Linked DNA regions of Homo sapiens: region 1 is linked to region 2. Evidence: chromatin loops called from intact Hi-C (ENCODE). Cell type or tissue: GM12878. All regions are shown on one strand. Links, peaks and the distances in the headings refer to the core of each region. The heading gives the core; the rest is flanking DNA.

What was found. Hi-C counts contacts between places; a loop is a spot of excess contacts. Peaks named below come from ENCODE experiments on the same cell type or tissue, not always from the same donor. Only the 100,000 strongest peaks of a DNase experiment are listed, where the experiment ranks them.
Region 1: it touches region 2 in a loop (4-fold over the local background); 2 of 110 quality-filtered maps call a loop at or near these places.

Annotation. Positions count from the first base shown.
Region 1 is chr7:20,108,779-20,120,524 of GRCh38, forward strand. The region is part of intron 1 of MACC1-OT1 (MACC1 3' UTR overlapping transcript 1); the gene reads right to left. It overlaps LOC105375181 (a long non-coding RNA gene), which reads left to right. Exons shown (of 4, transcript NR_187885.1): 3 at 5,374-5,493; 4 at 9,029-9,777. Among named protein-coding and RNA genes, the nearest start is that of MACC1-OT1, 26 kb to the right of the region's middle. RefSeq lists enhancers at 8,048-8,574, 11,469-11,746. In GM12878, for the core only: no CTCF peak of the experiment used is centred there; DNase peaks (open chromatin) are centred at 4,893 and 5,883.
Region 2 is chr7:19,975,928-19,987,673 of GRCh38, forward strand. All of the region lies in intron 3 of MACC1-OT1 (MACC1 3' UTR overlapping transcript 1), which reads right to left. Among named protein-coding and RNA genes, the nearest start is that of MACC1-OT1, 160 kb to the right of the region's middle. In GM12878, for the core only: a CTCF peak has its summit at 7,095 (motif pointing right); DNase peaks (open chromatin) are centred at 7,134 and 7,934.

The DNA of each region.
Region 1 (11,746 bases), core at 3,327-7,326, 130 kb after region 2:
GTGACCATTCTTCTTATGAAAACTAATAGTTCATTACTTCCCAAGTCATTCTATTTGAATTTTGAGTCACTCTTATTTTTAGAAGTTTGCCTTTATCGAGCCAAAACCCAGGCAACGAATCATTGGTCCTATTCTGTAATACGAAACCAAACAGAATCAGTCTAATGATCCTTCTATATACAAATTTATAATCCTTTAAGGAATCTATATGATGCTAGCTTTTTTTGGTTTTTAGTTAATTTGCTTTGTTTTGAAACAAAAATTTCCAAGCAAAATAGTGAGATTTTTCTAGAGACAGAAAGAAACAGAAGTGCCAATTTTCTTCTAATTTTTCATCTAATTAAATCTTTGATTCGAATTCTCCATTTGACAAATGAGAACGTCTACTTCCAACTCTAGTCTTCACAAATATATGCAAGACAGGATGGTTACATTTTATAAAGTCAATTTAGCTCATTATTCTCTACCAATAGACTTAGTTCACATGCTAGAAAATTGAAGTATTTGATCAGTTAGGAAGAAAATATATGTGATTTTACAGGACTCTTGAGCAATTTTTAAGAAGAGAGGAAAGGGGCATTCTTCCTTAATTATCTAACTTAAATTTCACCTCCTCTGTGAAGTCCTCCTCTTTCCCCAGCTTTCTTTACCCTTCAGTCATCACCTATTTCCCTTTAACGTTTTGTGCAATGGTCATATCCCAACTTTGGATTATATTTCAATATGTACAAACTGATCTCTAGTCTAGCCAGTGGGCTACTGGAGGACAAGAAAGTTAACCACTTGTATCTCAGGCACATTGTGAGGAATCAATAGATATTAATTCACTCGAATTAGAAGTTGAATTAACTCTATTTCCCAAAGACAAGCTGAATAGATTCTATTGATTTGTTCCAAGGTCATAGATGTTGATGGTTTCGAATGAAGCTGATTCAGCTTTCCTGGTCTCATCCGGACAAGCTGATTCTATACACACCATTTGTTCATTTTGTGAAACTATGTTCCTAAGAAAATATATTGAGCTTTCATTCTCACAATATGTATAATACTTGTATTTTGCAACTTACAATATTGGCCGTATTCAATAAGGGGACATTTTCTACAAGAATTGCTCTCAGATGGATACCATGGATGGCCACAAAGTTTTCCTTTGTGCCATTTTTAGCAGAATCCTAGACACATCCTACAAATTTATATGATTTTTAGATCATAACTCATACTTTTTAATTACCTTGGTATTTTTGGAAGGCTTTTCCTAGTCAGGCAAAGAGACCATTCTAAACCAAAAGGAAAGCTCCATTTGGGGTGGAAAATGAGCAGACTAAAAAAATACATCCAAAGGGCAAAAATAGATATATCTGTGTCCGATTTTTTACACCAGTCTCACAAAATCTATGCCTAGAACATTTTCACAGGACACTGGTACCATGGAGAGATCAAATGATAAACTTATATGGCATTTGATTAGATTAAATTATAACTAGCCAGATTCTGATCAAGCAAAGAAACACACAAAGACACATGGCACAGAGCTAAGTTCTAGGTGTTTTTACCTAGGACCTTTTCAGCCTCTGGTGGCAGAGGAGAAATAAGAATTGATTGGTGAAGGCTATCCTTGCCCTTCTGAAGAGAAGTGATTTCTTCCTACTTCAGGATGTTCATATATAGCTGCCAAGCAGAGCCAAGGAAGCCGTCAACCTGGGAACAAATTTTGGTGGTACTGAACCACTTCTGTCTTGTTCCCCCTTACTGTGCCTATTGATTTGGGGACTGAGCCCCAAAGGCCAGATATTTTAAGGGACATTCAATATATGAGAATTATGTGTGAATTATGAAGTGTATAAAGCAAGATGCTTTGAAACTCTGTGTCCAATTAAGTGGTGTTTCACCTTGTCTGAGCTTGTTTCCTAATTAGTAAAGTTAAATGAAGAAATTGAATGATTTCACTTAATTCCTAAATAGCAGATTGGAATCAAACTTCCTATACTTAGCTCCTCCTACACTTTATTGTTTAGGATATGTCAATAGCAGAAAACACAATTACCAGTGAGGAAAACTAAATCATCACCACCATTATCACCATCATTGTCATTGTTATTATTATTATTGTCATGTTCATCACAGCATGGAAGAATATTTTTCAGAGTTTTTATTCTGTTTCTTAAAGAAGGCAATTTAATATACTCAGAGTTGCAGTCTTTGACCAGTGTTAAGGTAACAGCTCAATGCTTGTGATCCAATCCTTACATAACTTGAGGGGAAGATTTATTTGTATATTTATCTTTGTTGAATACCTACTAAGTTTGCCATCTATCCTTTTTGACACCTCTTTTTATCACTTCAAAGTTGAGATAATGGTAACTATGTATTGTAATAATAATATTTTTTAAAAATCTGTAATTGGCATTTCCAATATTTATTACTCAACTTTCTATATATATAACTTTTTGGATTCTTTCTAAATTAGTATGCTTTACATCATAGAGGGCACTCAGGACCTGTCTCCAGGCTTCACTGCTATATGACAGATGCCAAAAATACATACACTAGAGGACTTTGGAAATCTGAAGAGTCCATACAGAGTATTAGTGATTCTTTTCTCTGTGTCATTTGTAGGATATAGTCTATTATTATCACGTTTGAGTTGTAGCTCATTTGGGTTTTTTTTTCCTTTTAGATATGAATATCAGAAGATATATTATAAAAAAGGGTTAAATACAACCCCCTTCCACTAGTCCAGCTTTAAATCAAATGCTGTCAGCTAATGTAATATATAATATAAATATGATTTTCTTAGTCATTTACAGTAACATTTTCACAGTGACATGAAAGTGATATCTCTAAAATAAAAGTCTGATGATAATGCTGCCTTTTCTAAAACACTTCAGTGGCATCCCACACCTCATTGTTGAAGCTGAAACTCCTTAGTATAAAATATAAGAGGCTCTGTTATTTTGCTCTTGCTTATTGCTCTATTCCTTGTCCATTAATGCCACATCCCACATTCATGGGTTTTTACCCTCGGGTGTAACAATTCATGATACTTGTTTTCAAAGACAGTGATAGATGCAGGTCTCCATATATGATAGAAGTTACAGTTTGTTTAAGGTATATTCTAAGGTCTTAGATGAAGCATAAAGCATAGATGCTTTATGATGTGAAAATATCTATAAGTTTATTGAGTCACAGAAACCAGGAAATAGGGACTTTCCAGGTGCTCTGTTAATCCATGTTGTTGTAAAGATGCATGATCATTAACTTCACTGAAAGAAATGGTAAGCCCAGTAGAACATTAAGTGCCCCAGCATAGTTCCCATATAGGATCTGAGGAAAGGGACATTTGTTTTCATTCATTCACATTTCTGTAAAAAAAAAAAAAAAAAAAAATACACACGGTGTCTTGTATTGTGTCACAAGAAAAGTAGAAAATGTTCTCAATGACGAAGGGTCACTTTCTTGTTACCATTAACTAGAGTTTTCCTCATGGAATGAATGATATCACTGCTTGTTTCCTTCTGAGCTCTCTCTAAAAAAACCCTTTTCATTTCCTTCTGAGCTATACCTAGAAAAGCCCTTTCCTTTACTGAGTATTACCAAGGAAAGGTGAAAAATGAGTTTCCTCTAAGTATTTCTGATTCATACTTTTTCATTTCTATATTGACTTGGTTACACACAGCATATTTCTGTGATTTCAGGTTCTTCTTGTAATTCTTTTTTAGCACCAAAACATGTTGTCTATCTTTTTATATACATAATGAAGTATGCACATTGAAAAAGTGAAAATATGTACTCTCTGTTGCACCTTGCTATTTATCTTCCAAAAAGAATGAATCCTTGAAAAAAACAGCTGGGCATTAAAATAACAAACATATCTAGTACATGCCAGAGAAAATTTATAATAAATTTAGAAAATAATCTTTTTATAATAGGTCCTCAGATAGCAGCCTAATATCACATATGCCTTGTCTAATAATCCCTACAGCCATCTGAGATTGAGAGAGAGTTAGGAGCCTCACTGCATGTGCTAAACACTAAAGTAATTGGAGCTGAGGCAAGGCTATTCTAAAGAAAGCCTGTATCTCAGTGGGGAGCTCCCTTTTCAAAACTATCTTGTTCACACAATCCAAATGACATTTGGAAGCAGCAGCAGCTTTGGACAAATTGCAGCCTTTTGCAAGTACATTCTCCAAATCTGGTTCTGCTGGAGTTACAGTCCAAAGACTCAAGTTAGATTCCAGGGCCTACCACTTAGACTTACAAGCTGTATGACTATAATCTATTTACTTCTCTGTGCTTCAGTGCCCTCATAGATAAAGTGCATATGATTATAGTACCTACACCTCATAGGTAGGTACTATGAATGTTAAGACAGTAGAAATGCCTAGCATATAGTGTTTAATGAACTTTTATCATTACTATGATTAAGGTAGCTAGATATACAGAAAAGAAAACATTGGTAAAATGAGAATCACTTATGGAATCTCTTCTCATTAGATTTACCTGGTATCAATACACTATAGAGCACACAATTATGTCCTTGCTCTCCTTAGCTATCTATGGTTTCATCATGGTCATTTCCAGGAGGGGTCTGAATATTCTGTGTTTTAATCCACACAAGGGTAACAGAAGAAAATACCTGAGTTCTAGAAATGCCTCAGCACTGGAAAAGTTACCTGATATTCAGGGCCACTCTCACAGGAGCTGCTTTCTAGCCATCTCTTCTGAGAGCAGTGTCACACTGGGAATACACAGAGGACCATGATGTAAAAAGCAGCAGTGGCTCCTTTCTGTCAAAACTAGTACTCTGTTCCTGCTTCCTTGTGAAAGACAGCATAAAAGAGGAAATGAAAGCGTTTCAAAGACTTGATTAGTTTGTGACTAGAGAGTCAGCTCAGGTGAACAAAATGATTAGTATGGGACCAAAAAGGAAAAAAAAAACCTCAATTTGGATTCTGAATCAGATTTCTGAGATCACTTAACTCATTAAGTACCATCTCCATTCAAAATCCTTTTACATCAAACAACATGAGAAATATGCACAACTACAAAACGAAACACAACAAAACCTTAGATGTTAGGAGGTCACGTTCAAGGGTATCAGCAAAGGCATGTTGGGATCCTCACAGAAACAAAATGTTAATTAACGTGGGTAACAATGTGGACTGGGGAAACAAACACCATTACCTACCTAAACAGCTGGCTTGATATAAAAGAAAACTGTGTGCCATTCTATTCTCTTTATAGTAGTCTTCTCTCTCTTGATCAAATAGAATTTTGAGTTTTATATCTACTGTTTAAGATTATACTGAATTTGAAGAGTCACTATCTCAATATATTTGAGATTATATTGAATTTTCTCTTTATACTTTCTAGAGAATAAATATAAAACATCAATACTACTATTTTGAAACACTGATTTACTTTTCGGAAAGAGAAGAAAGGGCAAAGGGATGGGAACTAATATAGATATACCAAATTATGTGCAACACACACGTAAGTAACTTTCATTTTATTGGTTAGTTTCCTAAATACTATACATGAACTATCATGTTAATCCTTGCAATAGCCCAATAAGGTAGGTTCATTTTTATTCCAATTTTACAAATAAGAAAATAGTCTCAGGGAAGGTAAGTAATTTGCCACAATAATCTCAGTAGCTTGAAGGAGGAAGAGCCAACCTAGATCCACCTGCCTGGGAAACTTTGCTTATTGCAGTTCACCACATTGCCTAGTTAGCCAGAGACTCTGAATAAACTCTTCCAGAGCCTGATTTCTAAAAGGATCTAATTTAATGGTTAGCTCTCTAAGAGAAGCTGCCTTTCCTCTAGGGGGAAGGCATTGACAATTCTAGACAGTGACGTAACCCTCTGCTCAAGGCTGACTTCCTCTTTGTTGGTGACAGCTGAATTCTCCTCCTGGTTCAATCTAAGAAGCACAAAACCAAGTGCACTGCCTCATTGGGCAAGAGAAAAGTGATGAGCGTGCAGAGAGATGCCTGGCAAAGAAGATTACAAACAGCTTGTTTGGAAAGAGTATTTGAGTTTTAGAAAGAAATAGAGTTCATGCTTTTAAGTAGAGGCATGCAAATTTTGGCACATAAACTTCCTGCTTAAGAAATAAATTATCAATCCATGCCCCAGGTTGTAAAGAATTAAGTCAGATTCTTCCCATAACCTAGAACTCTCCTTGTTAGTGATAAAAATTACTTAGGACTTTGTTATTTCATTGCAATAATTAGCACTGACAACTGAGAAGAGACTGAGGTAAGAATGGCCACTAAGACTAAGCTAGTTTTCCACGTTACTCATTAAATCCTTTTAGACTCAGTCCAAGCCCCATCACAGGCATGTCTCATCCCTGAGCTCCTCTTCTAGACTGAGGATGAACCTCACCACCTCACTCTTCTTAGAGACTATATGGATTAGTAATTATCTCATGTACTATACTTATTGTATCTCTTTCAATTCTGGGATGTAACAAAATAGTGGAAATATACAAGTGATAAACCAAAACAATGTATTTGGTATTATAATCTTTCACAAGCCTAGCATGGTTCTGAGTATACTGAATCACAACACTTTAAAACAGCAATTAAAAAAGCTGAGCCCTTTTATATTTGCCAGGCACTATTTTAAGGACGTGTTTCTATTATTTTATAAATTTTTCATAAACACCCTGTAAGATAGGGACTGTAAATGCTCTTACATGCCCCAGTCTGACTTCTGAACCTACTTCCTTTACACTCCGCCACTCTACCACCTACTGAGAGGACTCAGAGCTAGAAAGAATATCTTCATTTTACAAATAAAGTGAAGAACCAGAAAAGTTAACCACCTTGCCCATGCTTAAACTATTACTAGCAGAACTGAGCTAGAAGCCAGTTTTCTGATCCTACTTTCAAAATTATTTGACAACATACCTTTCTGTAAGGGAAGTAATTCATTTATAGAATTTTTGTGCAATTTTAATGTTTTAGAGGAAAACTGTGGCACTTTCAAAGTTTCTCAGTCCCTTGCATACTATCTTCATGGCATATGTGTTATCTTTTATAAAATAGTAATACACAATAATGTATTGTCTTAAAAATAGCATCCTTACCTCAATGCCAGATGGAAAAATATTTCTCAACTACTAAATGTAAATATTAGCTGTGAATGATTTGAGATTCTGCCTGATGAGGAAGCTTTTAGCAGAAAAAGTGGGTTAAGGCTTTAATTTTTAATTCACTTTTATTTAGATAAAACAAACGTGTAGAAAAGTATGGGATATACTACTGTTAATGCAAGTACTCATGTACAAAAATACCTAAACACATATTAATACTTTGCTACATATGGTTTAAAGCCCCTTTAGAAAACAAAAACAGAAACATTATAAAAACGGCTAATGCCTCACTACCATCTGCTTCTTCTACTAAATGTGGCCACTCTTCTGAAATAGTCATACATTGTCCCTACGCATGTCTTACATACTTTCACTACTTACATATGCATGCAGTCATAGGTAATATACAATAATTTTATATGTTTAAAATGTATTTGAAGGGGCCGGGTGTGGTGGCTCACGCCTGTAATCCCAGCACTTTGGGAGGCCAAGGTAGGCAGATCACGAGGTCAGGAGATCGAGACCATCCTGGCTAACATGGTGAAACCTGGTCTCTACTAAAAATAAAAAAAAATTAGCTGGGTGTGGTGGTGGCCTCCTGTATTCCCAGCTACTCGGGAGGCTGAGGCAGGAGAAAGGTGTGAACCAAGGAGGCGGAGCTTACAGTGAATGGAGATCTCTCCACTGCACTCCAGCCTGGGTGACAGAGCAAGACTCTGTTTAAAAAAAAAAAAAATGTATTTGAAGGGTTATCTATTATACAACTACATATTACTTTACTTTCTTCCCTGACATCATGTTTTGTTCTAGTTTTCAGTAAGATACTGCTATCTTTAGGCATATAAATGATATCCCTCGATGTTAGGGCATATGACAAATGTGAGTATAAGATATGACTATGAAGGAAAACCACATATTTAAATAACAGATCCCTGTGAGGCAAAGACTATCATGTATCTTGTTATGTATTTTATCATCTTTAATGCAGATAGAATACTTCTTAAATAAAAATGAAAAATTGACATTATAAAAGTGGAGTGGAGATATAAACAAAACCAAGTATTCACATACAGAGAACCAACTGCTAAAACATCATGAAAATCTAGGACAAGGGAGGCCCACCAGAGAAGGGTAAAGAATTCCGAATGCTCTTGGATTCTAGCCCTGCTGAGCCACTAGGGCTATTGCCCACCTGCTGCTCTGGCCTTTCCAATACCCCTGTCCCCGCCTATCTTACTCTCCTGTGCTTACAAACACTCTTTATCTTTTCTTAGCCCAGCTCTGAGTTTTAGCCAGAGAAAATGCCAGTGGAACATCTCTTCCCTTCTCTTGAAATTCTGTCACCCAACGAAGCCTCCTGACAAGTTCCCCATCACTGGAGCTCTTTTGCAAACATCCTCCCATTAACTACAAATTATTTTGCCTTTCTGACTTGTTGCATTATTCATGCTTTTAGCCTCATGAAATAACTCCCCAAGGCATGTTATTCCTTTTGGCACAAATTTTTCATTTTCCATGCCTATTTTGTGTGACTAAAACATAAGCAATCATAATAACTTGGTGGCTTCTGCAGTGATGTTTCTCCAGAACTCTATCGTCATCCCATATAAAACATATAGTATGGCTTTTTCAAGTGAAAAGATTAATATCTTATTATTCCTATTAAGACTTTTAAGTCTGAAGTTAGAGATGACAATAAGAGTATTGGTTTATAACTCATTCTAATACTAGAGGAACTCCAGGAGCCCCACGACTGGAGCCAAAATAACTACAAAGTGATAATACACATGTGTATGTCACTTAACAGTTTTGTAAATCACGTTTGCTGACATTACTTCATGTGATTTTCACAACAGTAAGAGGTTTAAAAATGAGGGACATGCAGACTACTAGCCTTTTAATTTGCTTCTATTTTCACAAATAGCATCCTTACAGAGTGCTGCAACCAAAAGCCAGAGAGTGTCTTGCCTTTCACAATGCCAAATCAAAAAGGTGAATGCATAGCCCACTCAGAGAAATAAAGCTTATGAAGACAGTCTTCGCTACAGGAGCCTGCTCATCATCCAATATCGTCCTCTTGGCTGTGCACCTTTTGATGTAACACTGAAATGAGAATCAACCAACCTAAATATCTGTAACAATATCTGGGAAGATGTATAATTCAGAATTGCATGAAGACAACAAAAGATTAGTTGACACTTAGGACTGGCAATTTTGTGTGTGCTCCTGTAACCCCAGCCACATGTAACTCCATGCCTGGAGAGTGTTCTGGAATCTGGGCATATCTTCTCTACAGTATTCGACTTGTCTCTTGAATGCCATACATGGCAATTTTGTATGCTGAATTGTGTCCCCTCTCTCCAAATTCATAAGTTGACGTCGGAACCCTCATTACTTCAGAATATAACTGCATTTTGGAGATAAGGTTTATAAAGAGGTAATTAAGTTAAAATGAGGTCCTAACCCAATCTGACTAGCATCCTTCAGAGAAGAGGAAGAAATGCCAGGGCTGTGAGTGCACAAAGGGTCAACTATGTGAAGAGGCATCAAGAGGGCAGCCATCTGCAAAGTCAGAGAGATAAACCTTAGGAGAAACCAACTTGCCAGTGCCTTGATTTTGGACTCGCTTCTTCAGAAATGTGAGAAAATAAATTTTGTTGATTAAGCCACCTAGTCTGTAGTACTTTGTTATGGCAACCGTAGCAAACTATTCCAACAGCAAAGAACGTTAGTCCTGGGTATTTCAAGTGCACCAAATGGCTAACTCTGCAATCAAGATAAAGCGTCACAAGGAGTCTGGAGTTCTCACCTCCCTCATCCAAAAACCCTCAACCTTGGTTCCCAGTCACCCTCCACCAACACCCTCCTTCTTATTTTGTTTGGCTTTGCCTCATGTCTTGTCAGTCATCCTCTATACCATGGATTTTGGTAATGATAGGGGCCCAGTAGCTTTAGATTCTGAGCATTGAAAAGAAATATGTTCTACATGGGCTGGTCTTCAGGCACACTGTCTAAAGGGTAATCAAACATTTCCCATGAAATGTAACCACCCTCTTGCCATCAGATCTTGTATGTATTGTTGTACAGAATATGTTTTATCAGTTCTTCAATGTGATTTGCCATAAAACAACCCCTTCTTTTTATTTGAACTTTGATATACAACATACTCCAAGAGGAGGTTAAGTTTCTTGAACTGGTTGTGAGGAGGGTTAGGAAATTTATCCTACCATACTCACAGTACTATAGAGGCAAATGTGGCATAAAATTATATCCTTGCAACTGCTTCTACCAGGTTTATGAAATTACTCTACAGTTTCCAGTTTCTTCTTACTAAGGTGCTAGTGATAACCAGTAATGAAGGTAAGCCTCTGCTTAGTCCTGCCTAAATTCTTTCTCATCTGATTTCTGTTTTCCTATGTTGTTCTTTTCCCTTTGAGGAATGAAAATTTCTGTGCCTGGATTCTTACTTCTTAATCTCTGTTTATACAGTTCTCCAAAATGTATGCAATAACATTTAGCAATAAATGTCTATAAGCTCTTTTCATCTTGCAAAAACTTGACTGCCTACAAATTTATCACCCTGGAAATGACATCTGCCTGTTCTATCAAGTTGGAAATGCTGTTCACCAACCTAAGCACTTGTGCCTTTTTCTCCAACCTGCTGGGAAGTTGGAGGAGCATGGATCTCTTGTGGGAAGAGCCATTCCCAAATGGTGCCTGAGCTAAAAGCAGATCTCATGGTGGCAGGGGTGATATCTAAAATATTTAATAACTAGTAAGGTACAAGCACAAAAACCAATCAAAACTGATACATATTATGTGGGAATATGAAGCATTTTCAAATTAATCATGAGATAGATTTAAAGAAATATTAAAATTTACCAAATAACTTACTGTGAGTCCCTGGCTTTGTTACAGCTATATCATCATGGTACTTATTAGCCACTGGAGAGGCCAGAATTATATCAGAGATACAACCAGCCTGCCACTCATTGGCCTTTACCCTCTGTGATGTTCCTGACACTGCCAGCAAAACCTCTCTATCACAGACTTACAGCTTCCTCCAGCTGCAAGAAACCCTGGTCTTGTTCTTATCTACTAAGCAAATGAATATTATAATCGACAAATAAATGAGCTTGATTGGGTCCTCATCCACTTATTCACTCATGTCACAAAAATTAAGTGAATTACAAATATGGACCAAGCACTGAATTCATTTTTAAAAATTTAATGAATAAATAAAATGATATGAGTAGATGCATAAATGAACAAATGACTAAAACTACGGTGATTACTAATTCTCTTTTGTAGAATAAGCATGGATTATTCTCCAAATAGAGGCTCTTAACACAGAAGACAAGGTAGGGAGGAAACTTCTACCAGTTTTAAAGAGACCAAGAGGGCAGAGAAGGGACATTTAGTTCTGAGATATCAATGATAGGACTGTGTTACAGATTCAGAAGCTGTCATTACTTGAGAGCAGAAGGAAGAAACAAAACAAAACGTTATTAACAATGATGGCAACATGTAAGTCTAGTTGGTTCTACCATAAATATTTGTATAGACTCTGCTATTTTCAAACTAATACTGATTAATTCTATCAGTTTAGCTTACCTCAACCCTGAAGAGGTTTATATTGCAA
Region 2 (11,746 bases), core at 4,772-8,771:
TCACGTCCCTTGTAAGTTGTATTCCTAGGTATTTTATTCTCTTTGTAGTAATTGTGAATGGGAGTTCACCCATGATTTGGCTCTTTGTTTGTCTGTTATTGGTGTATAGGAATGCTTGTGATTTTTGCACATTGATTTTGTACCCTGAGACTTTGCTGAAGTTGCTTATTAGCTTAAGGAGATTTTGGGCTGAGACGATGGGGTTTTCTAAATACACAATCATGTCATCTGCAAACAGGGACAATTTGACTTCCTGTTTTCCTAATTGAATACCCTCTATTTCTTCTCTTGCCTGATTGCCCTGGCCAGAACTTCCAATACTATGTTGACTAGGAGTGGTGAGAGAGGGCATCCTTGTCTTGTGCCAGTTTTCGAAGGGAATGCTTCCAGCTTTTGCCCATTCAGTATGATACTGGCTGTGGGTTTGTCATAAATAGCTCTTACTATTTTGAGATACTTTCCATCAATGCCTAGTTTATTGAGAGTTTTTAGCATGAAGGGCTGTTGAATTTTGTTGAAGGACTTTTCTGCATCTATTGGATAATCATGTGGTTTTTATCATTGGTTCTGTTTATGTGATGGATTACATTTATTGATTTGTGTATGTTGAACCAGCTTTGCATCCAAGGGATGAAGCTGAGTTGATTGTGGTGGATAAGCTTTTTGATGTGCTGCTGGATTTGGTTTGCCAGTATTTTATTGAGAATTTTCAGAGGCCTCAGAAATAACACCACACATCTACAACCATCTGATCTTTGACAAACCTGACAAAAACGAGCAATGAGGGAAGGATTCCCTATGTAATAAATAGTGTTGGGAAAACGGGCTGGCCATATGCAGAAAGCTGAAACTGAATCCCTTCTTTACACCTTATACAAAAATTAACTCAAGATGGATTAAAGACTTAAGTGTTAGACCTAAAACCATAAAAACCATGGAAGAAAACCTAGGCAATACCATTCAGGACATAGGCATGGGCAAGGACTTCATGACTGAAACACCAAAAGCAATGGCAACAAAAGGTAAAATTGACAAATGGGATCTAACTAAACTAAAGAAATTCTGCACAGCAAAAGAAACTATATCAGTGTGAACAGACAACCTACAGAATGTGAGAAAATTTTTGCAATCTATCCATCTGACAAAGGGCTAATATCCAGAATCTACAACCAACTTAAACAAATTTACAAGAAAAAAAACAACCCCATCAAAAAGAGGGCACAGGATATGAACAGACACTTCTCAAAAGAAGGCATTTATGCAGCCAACCAACATATGAAAGAAAAAAAAGCCTCATCACTGGTCATTAGAGAAATGTAAATCAAAACCACAATCAGATACCATCTCATGCCAGTTAGAATGGCGACCATTAAAAAGTCAGAAAACAACAGATGCTGGAGAGGATGTGGAGAAATAGGAATGCTTTTACCATTGTGGAAGACAGTGTGGCAATTCCTCAAGGATCTAGAACTAGAAATACCATTTGACCCAGCAATACCATTACTGGGTATATACCCAAAGGATTATAAATCATTCTACTATAAAGACACATGCACACGTATGTTTATTGTGGCACTGCTAACAGCAGCAAAGGCTTGGAACCAACCCAAATGCCCATCAATGATAGACTGGATAAAGAAAATGTGGCACATATACACCATGGAATACTATGAAGCCATAAAAAAGGATGAATTCGTGTCCTTTGCAGGGACATGGATGACGCTGGAAACCATCATTCTGAGCAGACTACCACAAGAACAGAAAACCAAACACCGCATGTTCTCACTCATAAGTGGGAGTTGAATAATGAGAAGACATGGAAACAGGGAGGAGAACATCACACACCATGGCCTGTTGGGGGCTGGGGGGCTAGGGGAGGGATAGCATTAGGAGAAATACCTAACGTAGATGATGGGTTGATGGGTGTAGCAAACCACCGTGGCACGTGTATACCTGTGTAACAAACCTGCACATTCTCCACGTGTACCCCAGAACTTAAAGTATATATGTGTGTGTGTGTGTATATATATGTATACGTATATATATATTTATGTATATATATATGTGTGTGTGTGTATATATGTGTGTGTGTGTGTGTATATATATATATATATATATATATATATATATATATATATATATATATATATATATATATATATATATATATATATATATATATATACACACACACACACACACACACACATAAAGGAATTCACTGGTGAATCCATCCGGGCTTGGTGCTTTCTGTTTTGGAAGGTTATTAATTATTGGTCTGAATTTGTTTTGTTTTTAAATTTTTATTTTTAATTTTATTGGGTACATAGTAGATGTATATATTTATGGGGTACATTAGATGTTTTGATATAGGCATGCAATGTGAAATAAGCACATCATGGAGAACAGGGTATCCATCCCCTCAAGCATTTATCCTTGAGTAATAAACAATCCAACTACTGTATTTAAGTTATTTTGAAGTGTACAATAATTATTGACTATCGTTACCCCATTGTGCTATCAAATAGTAGGTATTATTCCATTGTTTCTAACTATATTTTGTATTGTATCCATTAACCATCCCCACTTCCCTACTATTAATAACTCCTAATTACCCTTCTCAGCCCCTGGTAACCGTTCTACTCTGTATGTTCATGAGTTCAACTGTTTTGGTTTTTAGCTCCCATAAATGAATGATAAAATGAAGTGTTTTTCTTTCTGTACATGGCTTGTTTCACTTAACATAATGATCCACAGTTCCATCTATGCTGTTGCAAATGACTAGGTCTCATTCATTTTTATGACTGAATGGTACTCCATTGTATATATGTACCACATTTTCTTTATCCATTTATCTTTTTATGGAAACTTAGGTTACTTCCTCTTATTAGCTATTGCAAACAGTGCTGCAACAAACATAGGAGTGCAGATATCTCTTCAATATACTGATTTCTTTTCTTTTGGGTATATACCCAGCAGTGAGATTGCTGGATTATATGGTAGCTCAATTTTTAGTTTCTTGAGGAAGCTCTAAACTGTTCTCCATAATGGTTGTACTAATGTACCTTCCCACCAACAGTGTACAATAGTTCCCTTTTCTCCACATCCTTGCCAGCCTTTGTTACTGCCTGTTTTTTGGATATAATCTATTTTAACTAGGGTGAGATGATAGCTCATTATAGTTTTGATTTGCATATCTCTGATGATCCGTGGTGCTGAATACCTTTTCATATGTTTCTTTGCCATTTGTATGTCTTCTTTTGAGAAATGTCTATTCAAATATTTTGCCCATTTTTTGATCCAATTATTAGATTTTTTCCTACAGAGTTTTTCGAGCTTCTTATATATTCTGGTTATTAATCTTTTGTCAGATGGGTAGTTTGCAAATATTTTCTCCCATTCTATGGGTTGTCTCTTCATTTTGTTGATTGTACCTTTTGCTGTGCAGAATCTTTTTAGCTTGATGTGATTCTATTTGCCCATTTTTTGTTTTGGTTGCCTGCACTTTTTGGGTATTGCTCAATAAATTTTTGCCCAGACTAATGTCCTGGAGATTTTTCCCAATATTTTCTTGTAGCAGTTTTATAGATTGAAATCTTAGATTTAAGTCTTTAATTCACTTTAATTTGATTTTTGTATATGGTGAGAGATAGGATTCTAGTTTCATACTTCTGCATATGGATGTCCAGTTTTCCCAGAAAAATTTATTGAAGAGACTGTCTTTTTCCCAGTGTATGTTCTTGGCACCTCTGTCAAAAATGAGTTCACTGTAGGCAGTGTGGATTTATTTCTGGGGTCTCTATTCTGTTCCATTGGTGTATGTGTCTGCTTTTATGCTTGTACCATGCCCTTTTGGTTACTATAGCTCTGTACTATAATTTGAAGTCAGCTAATATAGTTCCTCCAGTTTTGTTCTTTTTGCTTAGGATGGCTTTGGCTCTTCTGGGCCTTTTTGTGTTTCCATATAAATTTTAGAATTGTTTTTAATATTTCTGTGAAGAATGTCATTAGTACTTTGATAGGGATTGCACTGAATCTGTGGATTGCTTTGGGTAATAAGGATATTTAACAATATTAATTCTTACAATCCATGAACATGGAATATTTTTTCAAATTTTGTTGGCTTCTTCAATTTCTTTCATCAGTGTTTTATATTTTTCATTATAGAGATCTTTTATTTCTTTAAGATAATTATTGTTTCATTTTTTGCATGGCTATTATAAATGGGATTATATTTGTATTTCTTTTTCAGATTGTTCATTGTTGTCATATTGAAATGCTAATGATTTTTATGTTAATTTTGTGTATGCACATTTACTGAATCTATTCATCACTTTTTTTGTTTTTTGGTTTGTTTTGAGATGGAATCTCACTCTGTCACCCAGGCTGGAGTGCAGTGGCATGATCTTGGCTCACTGCAACCTCCACTTCCTGAGTTCAAGCAATTCTCCTGCCTCAGCCTCCCGAGTAGCTGGGATTACAGGCAAAAGCCACCATGCCTGGCTACTTTTTGTATTTTAGTAGAGATCGGGTTTCACCACGTCAGCTAGGCTGGTCTCGAACTCCTGACGTCAGGTGATCCACCCACCTAGGCCTCCCAAAGTACTGGCGTTACAGACGTGAGCCACTGCACCTGGCCTGTTTATCAGTTTTAAAAGGTTTCCTGTGGAGTCTTTAGGATTTTCCAAATATAAGATCATATCATCTGCAAATAAGGGTCATTTGACTTCTTCCTTTCCATTTTGGATGCCTTTTATATCTTTCTCTTGTCTGATTGCTCTAGCTAGGACCTCAAGTACTATGTTGAATAATAGTGGTGACAGTAGGCATCCTTATCATGTTCCTTATCTTCGAAAAAAGGCTTTCAGTTTTTTCCCATTCAGTATGATACTATCTGTGGGTCTGTCATATATGGCTTTTATTATTTTGAGGTACGCTCCTTCTATAACAGTTTTTTAGGGTTTTTATCATGAAGGGATGTTGTATTTTATCAAATGTTTTTTCAGCATCAATTGAAATAATCATATTGTTTTTATCCTTCATTCTGTTGATATGATGTATACATTGATTGATTGGTGTAGGTTGTTTCTCCTTGCTTCCCAGGGATAAATCCCACTTGGTCACAATAAATGATCTTTCTAATGCATTGTTGTATTTGGTTTGCTAGTATTTTGTTGAGGATTTTTGCATCAATGTTCATCAGAGACACCGGCCTGTAGTTTTCTTTTTCTGACGTGTCTTTGTCTGGTTTTGGTATCAGGGTAATACTGACCTTGTAGAATGAGTTTAGACATATTTCCTCCTCCTTTATTTTTTAAGAATAGTTTGATAGGATTGGTATTAATTGTTTAAATGTTTGGTAGAAATCAGTGGTAAAGCCATGGGTCCCCAGGCTTTTCTGCATTGGAATTCTTTTTATTATAGCTTTGATTTTGTTACTTGTTATTGGTCTCTTCAGGTTTTGAATTTCTTCTTGGTTCAATCTTGGTAGGTTGTATGTATCTAGGAATTTGTCCATTTTTTCTAGATATTCAAATTTATTGGCAGATAGTGGCTCATAGTAGACATTAATTATCTTTAGAATTTCTGCAGTATTAGCTGTAATATCTCCTTTTTAATCTCTGATTTTATTTATTTGTATCTTTTTCTTCTTAGCCTGGCTATAGGTTTGTCAATTTTGTTTAACTTCTCAAAAAACCAACTTTCTGTTGCACTGATCTTTTATATGTTTTTATTTCAATTTTATTTCTTCTCTAATCTTCTTTCTACTAAGTTTGGGTCTGATGTGCTCTTGCTTTTCTAGTTTCTGAAGAAGTATCATTAGATTTTTTATTTGAAGTTTTTCTACTTTTTTGATGTAGACATTTATAGCTATAAACTTCCTTCTGAATATTGCTTTTGCTGTATCCCATAGGTTTTCATATATTGTTTCCATTGTTATTTGCCTCAAGACATTTGTATCTTCATATGATTTCTTGTTGCTCATTAACATCTTTCTTTCTGATTGAAGTACTCCCTTTAGAATTTCGTGTAGGATAGATCTGGTATTAATGAAATCCCTCAGCTTTTGTTTGTCTGGGAACGTCTTTATTTCTCCTTCATGTTTGAAGAATATATTAACCAGATATACTATTCTAAGGTGAAAGTTTTTTTCTTTCAGCACTTTAAATATGTCATTCCACTCTCTCTTGGCCTGTAAGGTTTCTGCTGAAAAGGCGGCCGCCAATTGTATTGGACCTCCATTGTATGTTATTTGTTTCTTTTCTCTTGCTGCTTTTAGGATCCTTTCTTTATTCTTGACCTTTGGGAGTTTGATTATTAGATGCCTTGAGGTGTGTTCTTTGGGTTGTCTTCTTGGTGTTCTATGACCTTCTTGTACTTGGATACTGACATCTTTCTTTAGGTTTGGGATGTTCTGTGTCATTATCCCTTTGAATAAACTTTGTACCCCTACCTCTTTCTCTACATCCTTTTAAAGGCCAATAACAGATTTGTCCTTTTGAGGCTATTTTCAAGATCCTGTAGCTATGCTTCATTGGTTTTTATTCTTTTTTCTTTTGTCTCCTCTGACAGTGTATTTTCACATAGCCTGTCTTCAAGCTCATTAATTCTTTCTTCTGTTTGATCAATTCTGCTATTAAAGGACTCTGATGCATTCTTCCATGTGCCAATTGCATTTATCAGCTCCAGAATTTCTGCTTGATTCTTTTTAATTATTTCAATCTCTTTGTTAAATTTATCTGATAGAATTCTGAATCCCTTCTATGTGTTATCATGACTTTTTTTTTTTTTTTTTTTAGTTTCTTCAACACAGCTATTTTGAGTTCTCTGTCTGAAAGGCCACATATCTTTGTTTCTCCAGGATTGGTTCTTGATGTCATATTTAGTTCATTTGGTGAGACAGTATTTTCCTAGATGGTGTTGATGCAAGTAGATGTTCTTCTTTGCCTTGGCGTTGAAGAGTTAGGTATTTATTGTAGTCTTCACTGTTTGGGCTCATTTGTAGCCATCCTTCTTGGGAAAGCTTTCCAGATATTTGAAAGGACTTGGGTGTTGTGATCTAAGCTGTATCTCCTTTAGGGGGCACCCCAAGCCCAGTAATGCTGTGGTTCTTACAGACTCATAGAGGTACCGCCCTGATGGTCTTGAACAAGATCTGGAAGAATTCTCTGGATTGTCAAGCAGAGACTCTTGTTCTCTTCATTTACATTCTCGCAAACATACAGTCTCTATCTCTCCGTTAAAAACCATGTAGAGCTGGGGGTGGAGTGATACTAGCACCCCTGTGGCCACCAGCACTGTGACTGTGCAGGGTCAGACCTGAAGTCAGCACAGCACTGGGTCTCACCCAAGGCTTGCTGTAACCACTCACTGGCTGCTGCCTATGTTTGCTTTAGGCTCTGGAGCTCTACAATCAGCATGAGGCAAAGCCAGATAAGCCTGCGACCTGCTCTTCAGGGTGGTGAGATCCTCCAGACTCCAGGTGAGTCTAGGGGTGCAATCCAGCATTAAGAGACTAAAGTCTAAAACCTTAGAAGTCTACCTGGTATTCTATTGTACTGTGGCTGACCAGACAGTCAAACCACAAGATACACTTCTTCCTACTCTTCTGTCCTCTTTCCAAAGGCAAAGGCACTTCACCCTGTAGCCACCCCTGGCCACAAGGCATACTACCAGACTACGCCAACTTTCCCTTAAGGCCCAAGGGCTCTCAAGTTAGCTTGTGGTGAATGCTGCCTGACCTGGGACTCACCCCATAAGGCAGTGGGCTCCCCTCTAGCCCAGGGCAGGTCCAGAAATGCCATCTAAGAGTAAAGTGCTAGAATCAGGGATCCCAAGAGGCTTCTTTGTGCTCTAACCCTCTGTGGCTATGCTGGCATCTAAGGTACAAGAAAAAGTCCCCTTTACTTTTCCCTCTGCTTTTCTCAAGCATAAGTGGTTTTGTCCCATAGCCACCATAGCTGGTAATGTGATGAGTATCAACTGAAGCCAGCATGTCTCAGAGGCTCACCCATGGCCCTCGACAGAGTACCTGGGTATCACTGATGATTATTTGGGGCCCAAAGGCTCTTTAGTCACTAGGTGATGAATGCTACCAGCACTGGGTCCTTTCCTTCAAGGCAGTTTCTAGACAAACCCTCTGGCCCAAGGTTTGTCTAGAAATACCATCTGGGAGCTAGAGCCTGCACCAAGGGCCTCATGATTCTGATCTGTACCCTGTCTTTCTGTGGCTGAGCTGGTATTCAATAGGCAAGTCAAAGTCCTTCCCCCTCTTCCCTCTCCTCTCCTCAAACAGAAGGAAGGGGTCTCTTTGGATCCAAAGGCTGTGCAGACTGGGATTAGGGTACGGTGATGCCAGTACTCTCTTGGCTGCTCCAGCAGGTGGAGTACCTCAGTAGGTCCTGTGCCCCTCCCCCGCAGTCTACTGTCTTTGGGCCTAGTTTAGCACTAGCACTCACCTAAGGGTTGCAGTCCTTATGGCCTACACTGCCTTTCATGTTTAGTTGGAGACAGACCTCACCGTAGCCCTCAGTGGGAGGTTTGCAGGAACTCAAGTTCAGACTGCTGGGAGAGGTGATTACCCTCTGGGTAGAGCTGATTTAAATGCTCCCTCCATGGGCAGGTGTCAGCTGAGTTTGGCCAGGTTTTCCTTTCTGCTGTAATAGGATAGCACTGAGTCATTGCCTCACAATTGCTATGTTCTCCCTCCTCCAGCACCCAGAGATGCTCTCCTGAGGCCCAGACCACCACTGCCAGCCATGGAGGAGGAGTGGCGTTGGCGATTCAGGACTGCTTTTTCTGTCTCTTCAGTGCCTCTCTCAGCAACATGAAGGTAAAAACCAGGTACTGTGAGTGCTCACCTGATTTTTAGTTCTTGATGGTGTCTTTTCGTTGTAGATAATTGTTAAATTGGCATCCTTGAGAGGGGAACAATCAGTGGAAACTTCTAGTCTGCCATCTTCTTCCACCTCCCCTGATTTGATTTTTAATAGATTTATGTCTATCCCTTACATTTCTTTTGTAAGAATGTTTTCCTTTGTAACAAGAAATAACTATGTATTTGTTGAGAAATTGTGTCTTTTAAGGAATTGGCCTATTTTATCTAAGTTTTCCCAGTACTTTTAGTTCTGATATTAGTAATTAGTATCATCTCTATTCTTAGCTTTTCAATTTTTTCATCTTTTCAAAAAACCATCTTTTGGTTTTCTCTATTGATTTCTTGTTTTTAATTTCATTGATTTCTGCTCTAATTTTTATTATTTCTTTTCTTCTGCTTACTTTTGATTTTATTTACTCTTTCAAGTTTCCTAAGGTGGAAAACTAGAAATATCTTTCTCAATCCATTTACTTTTGCTATATGGAAGTAATTTCTCTAATGTTTGCAATATACCCTTACAGCTAATGCAAACCCACTTTCAAAGAGCATGCTATTGCTTCACAGGTAGTATGAATACCTTATATTTTAAAAAAATAATTAAAATGCCTTCCTCCCATTTCTTGTATCATAGCTGTCATTTACATCTAAGCATATATACTGTTCTTAGATACTGATATGGTTTGAATTTGTGTCCCCACACAAATCTCATGAGGAATTGTAATCCCCAATGTTGAAGGAAGGACCTGGTGGGTGGTGATTGGCTCAGAGGGGCCGATTTCTCCTTGCTTTTCTCATGATAGTGAGTGAGTTCTCATGAGATCTGGTTGTTTAAAAGTGTATAGCACCTCCCCCTTCTCCCTCTTCCTCCTGCTCTTGCCAGGTAAGACGTTCCAGCTTCCCCTTCACCATCCATCATTCTTGTAAGTTTCCCGAGGCCTCCTCAGAAGCAGAAGCCTGTACAGCCTGTAGAACCATAAGCCAATTAAACCTCTTTCCTTTATAAATTACCCAGTTTCAGGTATTTATTTGTAACAGTACAAGAACGAACTAATGCAGACACACACACACACACACACACACACAAAGATATATGTGTAAGCATACATAATGAAATACATTGTTGCTATTACTTTATGAACAAAATGTTATCTATTAGACCAACTAAGAATAAGAAAAATAAAAGCTTTTGTTTACCTTCATTTATTCCTTCTCTAATGCTCTTCCTTTTTTACGTAGATATGTGTTTCTGACCTATATCATTTTTCTTCTTTTCAAATAAATAACTTCTTTTAACAATTCTTGCAAGACAAGTCTACTGGCAACAAATTTATTCAATATTTATTTGTCTGAGAAAGGTTTTATTTCTCCTTCACTTTTTAAAATTGTGAAATAACACTTAACATGAGATCTGTTAACAATTTTTAAGTGTACACTACATAATTTTTGACTGTAGGTACAATATTGTAGAATAGATCTCTAGGCTTGTTTATGTTGCTTGAGTGAAAGTTTATATCTGTTGATTTCCAACTCCATTTCTCCATCCTCCAGCCCCTGGTTACCACCATTCCACACTTTGATTCAATGAATGTAACTATGTTAGTTACGTTACATAAATCATGCATTGTCTTTTTGTTACTGGCTTATTTTATTTAATATAATGTCTTTAGGTTGCATCCATGTTGTTGCATATTGCAGAATTTCTTTATTTTAAAAGGCTGAGTAGTATTCCATTGTATGTATATATCACATTTTCTGTATCCATTCATCTGCTGATGGCATTTAGACTATTTTTATTTCTTAGCTGTAATGAATAGTGCAACAATGAACACAGAAGTGTTAATATATCCACAAGATCATGATTTCAGATCCGGAATGGGATTTCTGGATCATATGGCAGTGCTATTTTTAAATTTTTGAGGAACCTTCTTACTATTTATAGCAGCTGCGCCATTTTGCATTCCCCTCAGCAGTACCATGCAAGGGTACCAATTTCTTTCCCTAGTATTGTTTCTTCTTCTACTTTTTTTAAGTAATAGTCATCCTGGTAGGTTTGATATAACACCTTATCATGGTTTTGATTTGCATTTACATTAAGATCAGAAACATTGAGTACTTTTTCATCTACCTCTTGGGCATTTACGTGTCTTTTTGGAGAAACGTCTATTTGAGTCCTTAGCCCACTCTCACTTCTACGAATTTTAATGTTTGGGATCTTACATTTAGGTCTTTAATCTGTTTAGAATAAAGTTTTGTGTACGGTGTGATATAAGGGTCCAGTTTCATTCTTTTGCATGTGGATTCCAGTTTTCTCAGTACCATTTATTGAAGAGACATTCTGTTTTTCATTGTGTATTTTGGCACCTTTCTGGAAAGTCAGTTGACTGTAAATATGTAGATTTGTTTCTAGGCTCTGTATGCTTTTCCATTGGTTTTTATGTCCATCTTTATGTCAGTGCATTCTGTTTAGATTACTGTAATTTGTAATGTATTTTAAAATCAGAAAATATGGTGTCTATGGTTTTATTCTGTTTGCTCAAGATTTATTTAGCTATTCAGAGACTTTTGTGGTTGCATGTGAATTTTAGAATTGTTTCTATATCTGTAAAAAAATACCATTGGGATTTGGTAGAGATTACTTTGGGTAGTGTGGACATTTTAACAATATCATGTTGTTCAATCCATGAAGATGGAAAGTCTTCATATTTGTTTTCTTCTGGTTTAATTTCTTTTATCAATGTTTTGTAGGTTTCAGTATATAAGTCTTTGACCTCCTTACTGAAGTTTATTCCTAGTTTATTCTTTTTGTGCTGTTTTAAATGGGATTTTCATAGTTCCCTCTTCAGATAGTTCATTGTTAGTATATAGAAG